Regions from separate parts of the Homo sapiens genome. Here region 2 is linked to region 1. The links are chromatin loops, found by intact Hi-C in ENCODE. Cell type or tissue: Caco-2. All regions are shown on one strand.

The links. Hi-C counts contacts between places; a loop is a spot of excess contacts. Peaks named below come from ENCODE experiments on the same cell type or tissue, not always from the same donor. Only the 100,000 strongest peaks of a DNase experiment are listed, where the experiment ranks them.
Region 2: it touches region 1 in a loop (5-fold over the local background); 8 of 110 quality-filtered maps call a loop at or near these places.

Annotation. Positions count from the first base shown.
Region 1 is chr5:36,393,826-36,398,825 of GRCh38, forward strand. No RefSeq gene overlaps it. Among named protein-coding and RNA genes, the nearest start is that of RANBP3L, 94 kb to the left of the region's middle. In Caco-2, a CTCF peak has its summit at 4,529 (motif pointing left); DNase peaks (open chromatin) are centred at 2,478 and 3,076.
Region 2 is chr5:36,303,363-36,308,362 of GRCh38, forward strand. All of the region lies in intron 1 of LOC124900962 (a long non-coding RNA gene), which reads left to right. Among named protein-coding and RNA genes, the nearest start is that of RANBP3L, 4.0 kb to the left of the region's middle. In Caco-2, a CTCF peak has its summit at 2,584 (motif pointing left); no DNase peak of the experiment used is centred here.

The DNA of each region.
Region 1 (5,000 bases):
TAGATGCCAGCAGCAACCTCCACCCCCACCCCACCAAGTATGACAAACAGAAATGTCTCCAGAGATTGCCAAAAATGCCCTGGGGACAAAATTATACCTCCCTCTTCTCTTGAAAACCACTGGGCTAGATAGCTTCCGACCAGTTGAAATAAAGGCTTGGTTTCATGTTTTCGAGATTGAAAATAACAAGGACAAATACAGGATGGAAATTTTCTTTTATATCAAAGTCAGTGATGATAAGGCAGCTCTTCTCTATCAAGTTATTAAGGACCCAGACCTCTTTTATCTTGTTGTTTTACCATCCACAGGGTTTTCTCTAGGCTGGTCCAAGTTGGTCTGCCACTGCATCCAATCAACAGGAAGGAAGAAAGGGGAGAGGGATGAGTAGGTTCATGTAATCACTCTCATCTCATTGGCCAGAATTTAGTCACATGACCATAGCTAGCTACAAAGAAGACTGGGAAAGATAGTCTTTCTAATGGGCTGCATGATCCCAGCTTAATTCATTTAAAATCACAACTTGGACTGTTCTTTACCTACTTTTTTTTTTTTTTTTTTTGGTTGGTTGGTAGGGGAAAATGTTTGGGAAATGGGTCCTCAGCGAACTTCGGGAGGTGGGAATTCAGTTCTCTCCATTCTCTTTATTTCCTTCCCTTCCTCTAACCATCAGAGCCTCCGAGGCCCGGCTGTCTGTGTCATAGATAGAATTCCAGCCGCCTGACAGATCTGTCCAAAAAGCTCAGAGCTGGTTGACTTCATACTGAGGAAAAATTCTGAAAGTCAGCTCTCAGTTTTTTAGTAGTTATAGAAAGAACTGCATTCTGCTGAGGGCTCTGGGAGTCAGCCTGAAGCCATGTTTAAAGAGGCTTGTGTGAAAAGACAGATGGAAGAGATTTGAAGATCAAAGTGAGCCCTGAAGAGTCAGATTCTGCCCAGAATTGGATGACTTCTGATAGCAATGGTGGGAGCATCCAGAGGCAAGGGGAGAATTGAAACTTTTTGCATCTCTTAGTGTGGCATCATTAGCTTTGCCTCTAAAATTGATCATTTATTAATGTACTTAATACAGAATTTATTACATGTATTACATTAACACATAATTAGTTTATTAATAAACTAATGAATTCAATTGTTTTCTCTTCTAGATTGGAGTGTTATATATGTTAGACTGTTTCTCCTCTGCTAGCTGATAACAGCAGGGCAGAGATAAGGTTTAAAATCTCCAGTACTCTGTATTTAATAGTAGAATTTCCTCAGTATCCCCAGGAAATTGGTTCCAGGACTTTCTGTGGATACCCATATCCAAGGATGCTCAAGTCTCTGATATAAAATGGCATAGTATTTGCATACAACCTACACACATTCTCTTGTACAGTTTAAATCATCTCTAGATTACTTATAATACCTAATACAATGTAAATACTATGTAAATACTTGTTATGCTGTATTGTTTAGAAAATAATGACAAGGAAAAAGTCTGTCGTGTTCAGGACAGATGCAATTTTTTCAAATATTTTTGATTCACGCTTGGGTGAATCCGCAGATGTGGAAGGCCACCTGTACTTATTACATGTGTAGTTCATTATATAGTATATATAATTACCTAATTATACAACATATAATTATCCACTGCAATATATAGTTACCTATTATATAATTACATAACTAATGTGTTTTTCCTGCAGATAAGCTGTAGAAGAAAAAAAAACATAAACTGTAAGAAACCAAGAACACTCAATATAGAAAAAAGAGTGCTAAATTGAACTACGCTTGATTCCTAGCTCAAGAAAGCCAGGATGGGTGAGATTGTGTTTTTCTCTGTTACACAACAAAATCGGCATCTAAGTTAGAGTTTGTTAATTCTCAAGCATTTAATTTCATGTGTTTTCAGTAGACTATTGGCTATAATTACTATAATTTTAAAATTTTTTATTCTGAAGTGTCATATATCATGCAGAAAAATACACTATTATATATATATATGAATTATCATAAATGAAAAATATAAACAAATTACTATAAAGTGAACACTCATCTGTCCATCCGTGCAGGATAAGAAATAAAACACTACCACTGCTCAAAGCCCCCTCATGCCCTTTCCCAATTACCACTCTAGTCCTTCCTCAAAAGATAAACACTGTGCTTACTTAACAGTATAATTTCATTTGGCATATTTTTTAACTTTATATAAGTAGAATCATTTCTCCTTCTCCTTCTCCTTCTTCTTCTTCTTTTTTTTCTGATACGGAATCTCGCTCTGTCACCCAGGCTGGAGTGCAGTGGCGTGGTCTCGGTTCACTGCAACCTCCGCCTCCCGGGTTCAAGCGATTATCCTGCCTCAGCTTCCTGAGCAGCTGTGACTTCAGCCTCCCACACCCCAACCACGCCTGGCTAATTTTTTTGTATTTTTAGTAGAGACAGAGTTTCACCTGTTGGCCAGGCTGGTCTCGAACTCCTGACCTCGAGTGATCCGCCCACCTTGGCCTCCCAAAGGTCTGAGATTACAGACATGAGCCACCGTGCCTGGCCAAATCATACATTTTCTTAAAGCATTCTTAGAAGAAAAAATTGGGTGCTTGTGCTTACCATTGAGTCAATAAGATGAGATATTTGAAATAGGGACTGCCTTGAAATTTAGAACATACAGTCAGTGAAATTTTGTCTCTTTATAAAAAAAGTCTATCTTTAGATAGACTTATAGATATAGATGATAGAAAAAAGAGCAAGACTGTGACTGCCCAGTTTAAGAGATCTAGAAGGTTTTTCTAGGAGCCAGCAACTTGTCCCCAAATAAAATAGTTATGTTCTCTTTGACAAGAACCCAGAAAGTTTCCACAGCCAATCACACACTAACAGATGGGATTTAGTGACTGGGGGGAAAAAAGCAAGCAAATAAAACTTCAAAGAAACAGAAAGATTGAAGAAGGAGAAAGATAAGATTTTGCCTTCTTATTTATTTTAGAAGTGGTTGTTAAATAGAGCCACTCATAATAAATTTGTCTTTTTGTTTTGTTTATAGATCAAGATTACTTGAGGCCAGGCACGGTGACTCATGCCTGTAATTCCAGCACTTTGGGAGGCCGAGGGAAGCAGATCACTTGAGATCAGGAGTTCAAGACCAGCATGGCCAACATGGTGAAATCCTGTCTGTACTAAAAATACAAAAATTAGCCGGGCTTGGTGTCTCATGCCTGTAATCCCAGCTACTCAGGAGGCTGAGGCTGGAGAAGCTCTTGAATCCAGGAGGCTGAGGTTGCAGTGAGCAGAGATCGAGCCACTGCATTCTAGCCTGGGCAACAGAGGGAGACTCCTTCTCAAACAAAAAAATAATAAAATAACTACTTGAACCAGGAAAGGGAGGGAGAAAATGGAAAATTAAAGAGTTAGAGTCTATATTAATCAGTTTTTGCTATGCTTTGTTGTGAAACAACCAACCTCCAAACATCAGTAGCCTAAAGCAATAAAGGCTTTTTCCTTACTTATATTACTTCAGCTGCAGTGAGCTGCCATTATGTTGCATATGTCTTTTTCTTCCATAACACGAGCTTAAGAAGCAGTTTGATCTGGGATATATCATTCCTAAGGCAGAGGAAAAAGAAAAAGAGATGGCAGAGATACTCAGTGACTATTAAAACTTCTGCTTGGGCCTGACACGTCACTTGCTGCTTAGATTTCATTAACAAATCAAGTCACTTGGCCAAGCTTGACATTAGTTGACATTAGTCCTTTCTAGAGTCAGCAGATCATTGGAACAACAGTGCAGACCATTACAGGGCTCATTTTCAAATGAAGATCAGTCAGAAATTGTAATACAAAAATCAGGGGGAAAGGGAAGTAGTTCCCCAAAATTCAACATGCATAATCAGAATCTACCCATTTGTAGATTACCCATTCATGTAAGAAAATCCACTAAATAATTCATAATATATGCCTTAGATATGTTAGAAGCCCATGTAGTTCATAAAAGAACAGTGACTTCTTTAGGAAGCATCTTTCACTCCGTGCACTGGATTTCCAATAAATTCTTTTGTTTTCCGGAAGAGTGTGAAGAATTCTCAGATGAAAGGAAGAGCCATAGCCTAATCCCTGCTTTGTATCCAGAAGCCTCTGCCTATAGCCTGGATTTTCAGTATCTCTTCTGTTCTATAATCCTCCTCTGTATGGACTCCTACGAGGATATAAATTATCTATCTTCAGCCATAAGTTTTCTGTGATGTATTTTCAGAAACTTCACAATGTCTATCCTTGCTGACAACATAAATCCTTTCTTCATACTGAAAAGACCGGAAAACAATTCTGTTTCTTTAGACGGTTCTTTGCTATAAAACTTCTTCATTTAAACAGCACTTTCTTAGCCCTTGTAGAATTTGTTTTGTTGAAGTGCTTAGTCTGTCTTTGAAATAAGCATATTTCATCTAATTTTGAATGATTCCAGCTGCTGGATTACCTATCTTGAAAGTGAGTCAGGAGACTTGTTGGTTTGGGGGGATTAGAGAAGGAAGTAGATTTCAATTTTCCAAAATGCAAGTCTGACACCTTCTGGAAAGCATGTGACTATTACACCCACAAGTTAGTTCCCTTGGTCCACTATTGAGAAGGCCAGGGGTACATGAAGTTAGATGGGCAAAATCTTGCATTTTTATTTCTATAAACTGCTATTTAATATTTAGGATTTTCTTCAATTATGAATATGGACAACTAACCATAGTAGTATTATTAGTAATGTTGTCAACAGTAGAAATTATAGATTTAAAAAATCACATTATAATTATTGCAGATATCAAAAAGTATTGTTTACACTCACCATTACTTTGAAATTCTGATAGACCTGTCATTAGATCTCGTTACTTAATGAGTTAGTATAAAACACGTGCATTAGTATTTCATATATTTGCTATTTTAACCTTATGACTTTTGAATATTTCAGCATAATTGGTTTTCTTTGAAAATCTATATATATTATTAATATTTGGCACACAAAGAATATTTTGAGAAGTTGT
Region 2 (5,000 bases), 90 kb before region 1:
TCACGCACATAACAATTAAATATGATTATTTGATGTAATTAAGCATCCACACAGTGTTCTTATTTTCCTGATTGTCTCATAAACTTTTTTATCTTTACATTTTTTGCAAATTGGGACCCAAAGGTCCACACATTGTATTTGGTTGATATGTTTCTCAAGTCTTTTTTAATCTATAGGTTCATCTCAGAGAGAAATGTTGCTTGGAGATGAACATCTACACTTACCCTAATTTATGTCTGATTTTTTCAAGGAAGCCCCCTAGATGCCTCCATTTTTCTTACTCAGGAAAAAAAGAGAAAAAAAAAGGGTGGTCATCTGGCCATGGAGGCTAAGACATCCAGCTTTCTTGCCATGGTGTTCTCATTCATATACAGTGCAACCTTGACCCAGCCACTTAACATTTCTGGGTTTGTGTCTTCATTTAGCATATGAAACAAATGTTTGCTAAGCAATGGGATAAATTATTCAACACTCATTCTATGGATATAAAGGCCTGGGAAAGGGAGGAGTATCCTACTTTGTCTCTGACTAGAGCCTAAGGAGAAAGAAATAGATTTAAAACTAAAATCTGGGTAGGATTTAGGGGTATATTTGAAAATCTAGTCCCTCAGTTTTCAAACTTAGCTAAGAATCATAATTACCTAGGCCATATTGTAAAGATGTAGATTCCCGAGCCCCAACTGCACAGTCTGATGCCTAAGGTGCAATCTGGAATCTATATATTTTTATAAGTCCTCTAGTCTAAATAAACAAGCATTATCTGCTTAAACGGAGCTGGTTTGTTCCACTATTTCATTCATTACATCTTTCTTGAGGGCCGAAGAAACCAAACCCTCCTTAAACAGTAATTTCAAGTGCCACAACGTAAGGGGACAGGGAGGATACAAAGGAATGCTACTGGTTCCTCTTTCGTGCATCAACGAGGCAGTCCCAGGCAGTGGCCTTGTGAGGGATTAGCTGAGTCAAGGGAATCCTGGGTTCCTACACTGCCTGTTAAGTTCCATTGCTGTTCTCGAAGGAGTCTCTGGTTTGATTTACCAGTTTCCACTGGAAATCATCCAGCATGGCAGAAAGCAGCACGTTACAGGAGTACATAAGATAACCTCAGATATATCAGCTACAGTGGGATGGGGGACTACTTTGCTTCCCCCTTTCCCCACTTACTTTCCAGAAACATCACCAAATTAGTTCACAGTGGGCATATTGTTCCTTTTTTTTGCATAAATGAAAACAAGAAATCAGATTGCAGAAGTCTGGCTGGGTCAAGAAAGAGGTGAATCATCTTTGGCATTTTTACTTACAATTGATTAAAAATGAATTTGAATCCTATAAAGGCCAAACTTCTTCCCTTATCAAGTCTCTGTGATCCCCACAAAAGGATACCACTGGTTTCCTTTTCCTGGGGTTTTCCTTATCTGCCATATCTTCTCTGCTTAACCTGTGTCTTTGTACTTCCGGAAGAGTAGAGTGAAATGGCGCATCACAGATAATCAATCATACCAGCTGGCACTTTGGGGGTCGATACTTCAAAAAATTGATATTTTATTGCTAGAATTTATACCTCAAAAAGCACAGTGTGTGGCTGAACAAGCTAAATGGTATTAGGTTTACAGGAGGGTTTACTTTTCTCAGTTACCATATTCAAAAAGCAAGGACACATGCATTTAAAATTAGTCCACAAGTGAGTTACTTGTTTAGTTAATAACCTGCCATGTTTCAAAAGCATTTGTGATGTCTAGTCTGCAAGTATATCTATTATTTGAAGGCCTTTGGACTGCTTGGAATGATAGGTGCTATATAAATAAAAAGCAATATTATTGAATTTATCACTCTCATTCTTAGAGAATAAGTTTAAAGACCCCTATCAGCAGGCAAACATGAAAACTGTGGCTGGGATTAGCCTCATTATGATCCCCAAAGTACTACAGGAATTATTAAATGATCATTATAGTTGAAGGCTGATGAATTAGTGTCAAGATTTTAGATTTTCTGTTGATTTTAAAAAACAGATCCCCTGCTCCTTTATATCAAGCAGTGGTTGATTTGTTTCCAGATTACTCTTCCTTAATACACAATCAGATATATTATAGATGAGAATGTTGAGTTTCAGGATCTCACAGTGGCTTATGTATGGTGTATATTGTAAAGCCTCCACAAAGGTAGGCTTTCGTGGCTATTCAGAGCCATGTTATTACCCCAATGTACTATAGTGTTTAGCTCATAGAGTTTCCCAGGTGGCACTGTTGGCTGGATTCCCATAACTGCCATCTGTAAAAACATAGGAAACACAAATAATGGTAGAGATAGTTTCACTTGAATACTTGCTCCTGTCCGTGGATTCAAGAGACTACACTGGCATAGCACCAAACTGCTTACTTATCAAAGCTGCTCTCTATCCTGAAATTGCTACAATTGATCTTTAACCCATTGAACACCAACATTTGGGTCATGTTTATCATAAATATTGCCTCACTACATAAACATTGCGTTGGCAGTTCAGACTAATTTGGGCCCTTTTGCTGCTGAGCCTTAGATTTGGCTGCCTCAGGGCTCCCTCTGGAGGTCGGCAGAGTCCAAGGTCAGTTAATATTAAAATAGCCTTGGCCTTGGCACAAGATAAACCCATGTCTTTTCATCCAGTGCCCACAAGAATGGGGTCCTGTATTTGTGAGCTTAGAAGATGATTGTCTGTATCTGAGGTTGGAGGAAAGTTACCTGATTATCCTCCTGTAAGTGAAATGTGATTACTGCTATGTGCTGGTATTTAACTTTCTGAAGTTTTACATTTTTCTATCTTTATTGAAGTGTTTTAGCTACAGTGAAAACAAAACGAAATAAAACCATAGGTCAGAAAAATGCCAGATTTTATTTTATTTGTTTGTTTTAGTGACAAGGAAACCTAGAGTAAGGTGGTTCTGGTTCTATAATGACCACCCTCTGGGTAGGAACAGATGATCCCACAGAGTCTGAATTCCATCTAGAAGTGTTTGAAGCACCTGGGAATTGGAATCAATGGGTTTACAGCACAACTTAACTCTTTGAAGGTAAATATGCACTAACTGGGATCAGTTTCAAAATAAAGCAAATTAGCTTGCACCAAATCAAAATTTTACTACTTCATTTGAATTGGCATTTACAGGAATAAAATAATAGCAAACCATGTTTCTCACTCCCTTCCTCATAATTTCTTCTTTCCTTTTTAGTTGGTTTATTGGTTATTTGCTTCTTTCTTTTCTTCCTTCCTTCTTTCCTTTTTTCTTTGCATTTCTTCTTTCACTGATTTTCTTTTATATTAATTAGGCGGACTATAATGTAATTTTGATGTATTAAAAATAAAATTATTCTATATCTGAGATTTGCTTCAAAATAGCCTAGGAGAGTGAGATTTGGGGAGATAGAGATGAAATAAATTTGGCCATAAACAGATAATTATTAAAACTGAGTCATGAGTGCATGGGGATTTATAATGCTTTCATGTCTAATTTTGCATATTTTTACAATTTTTGTGATAAAGCACTTTAAAATATAATTACTTTTAGTGAACCTGATTGAAAGGGTACAAGGAACAGGCAATGTGCTAGATTTATCAGAGTGTGTACAGAAACTCTTTATTTTTTTCCTAATTTTTTACTTTTTACATTATACAATTCACACACAAAATATTTTGAAATGTTAACATTCAAATTAGTGTGGCAGTACTACATGAATACGATTTATAAACATACAAACAAACCCACATCGGGGTATATTCTCAAGCATTTGTTGTTGCTAGGGGTGCATGACCATCAAGTTCAGAGACCTCCATGAGAGAGGAAGAAGGCTGAACCTTATGGGAGGATGATGCACTCATTTAAAGAAAACCAAACCGTCATTTTACTTCTTCCTTCTCAACTGTGTAGCTATTCTTTTCTACATCCTTCTTCTAATTTTATTAGTACTTTATCAGTTTTACTTCTAAAATAAAATTGGGTTGTGTCTTACCCAGTTTAGGCTGCTATAGAAGATTATAATAGACAAGGTGGCTTATAAGCAACAGAAATTTATTTCTCACAGCTATGGAGGCTGGCAAGTGCAAAATCAAGGCACGGACATGGTCAGGTTCTGGTGAAGACCTTCTTCCAGACTGAAGACTGCTATCTTCTAATATTCTCACATGGGGAGAGGGTCAGAGAATTCTCTGAAGTCCCTTTTATAAAGGCACAAACCCCATTTATGAGAGCTCCACCCACATGGCCTAATTACCTCCCAAAGGCTTACCTCCTAATACTATCACATTGGAGATTAGGATTTCAATGTAATAATTTGAGAGAGAGGGCACAAAAGATTTAGTATTTAACAAGTTCCCTTTTCAAGGGTAGAAGAGAGTTTTTAATCCAAATTCAGCTCCATAATGGGCCATTGAAGAAAAAAATGTCTATGAGCTCTTTAGATTCCCTAGCTTCTTACTCTTGAACTAAAACTACTTGCATCCTAGCCCATAGATACTGTACATGAGTGCGCGCGCGCGCACACACACACACACACACACACACACACACACACACACACACTCCTTTTCTCTTCCTGGCATTTGCAACCGGCATGTGAGGATTAGGTGTTGTAGCTTAGATATTGATCTTTGGCTTCAAACAACAACATTGCCTAATGAGCTGCAGGTGAGAAATCCTAGGAACGCAAGAAAGCTCCTTGAACAGTTGTATCAGTAGCATGGCCATCAAAGTCCTCCCTCATTGCTCAATGAGGACCCAGAGAGACTGGGCTTGGAGAAACTGGAAGGGTCAGAATATAGGATCCTTTTCATGTCCTTAGTGGTCCAGTATGGGTAACCAAATGAAAGTGGTGGTGAATAAATCAAGGAAGAATCAACCTTCCACTTATAATCCTTTAAATTGCTCCTCAAATAGAGCTTGAAGCTCTCCCAGGACCTCTGAAACCTAGAATTAAGTGTTATTGGCACAATAAGACAAAACTACTGCATGTTTTTCTGCTCCCCTTTTCTG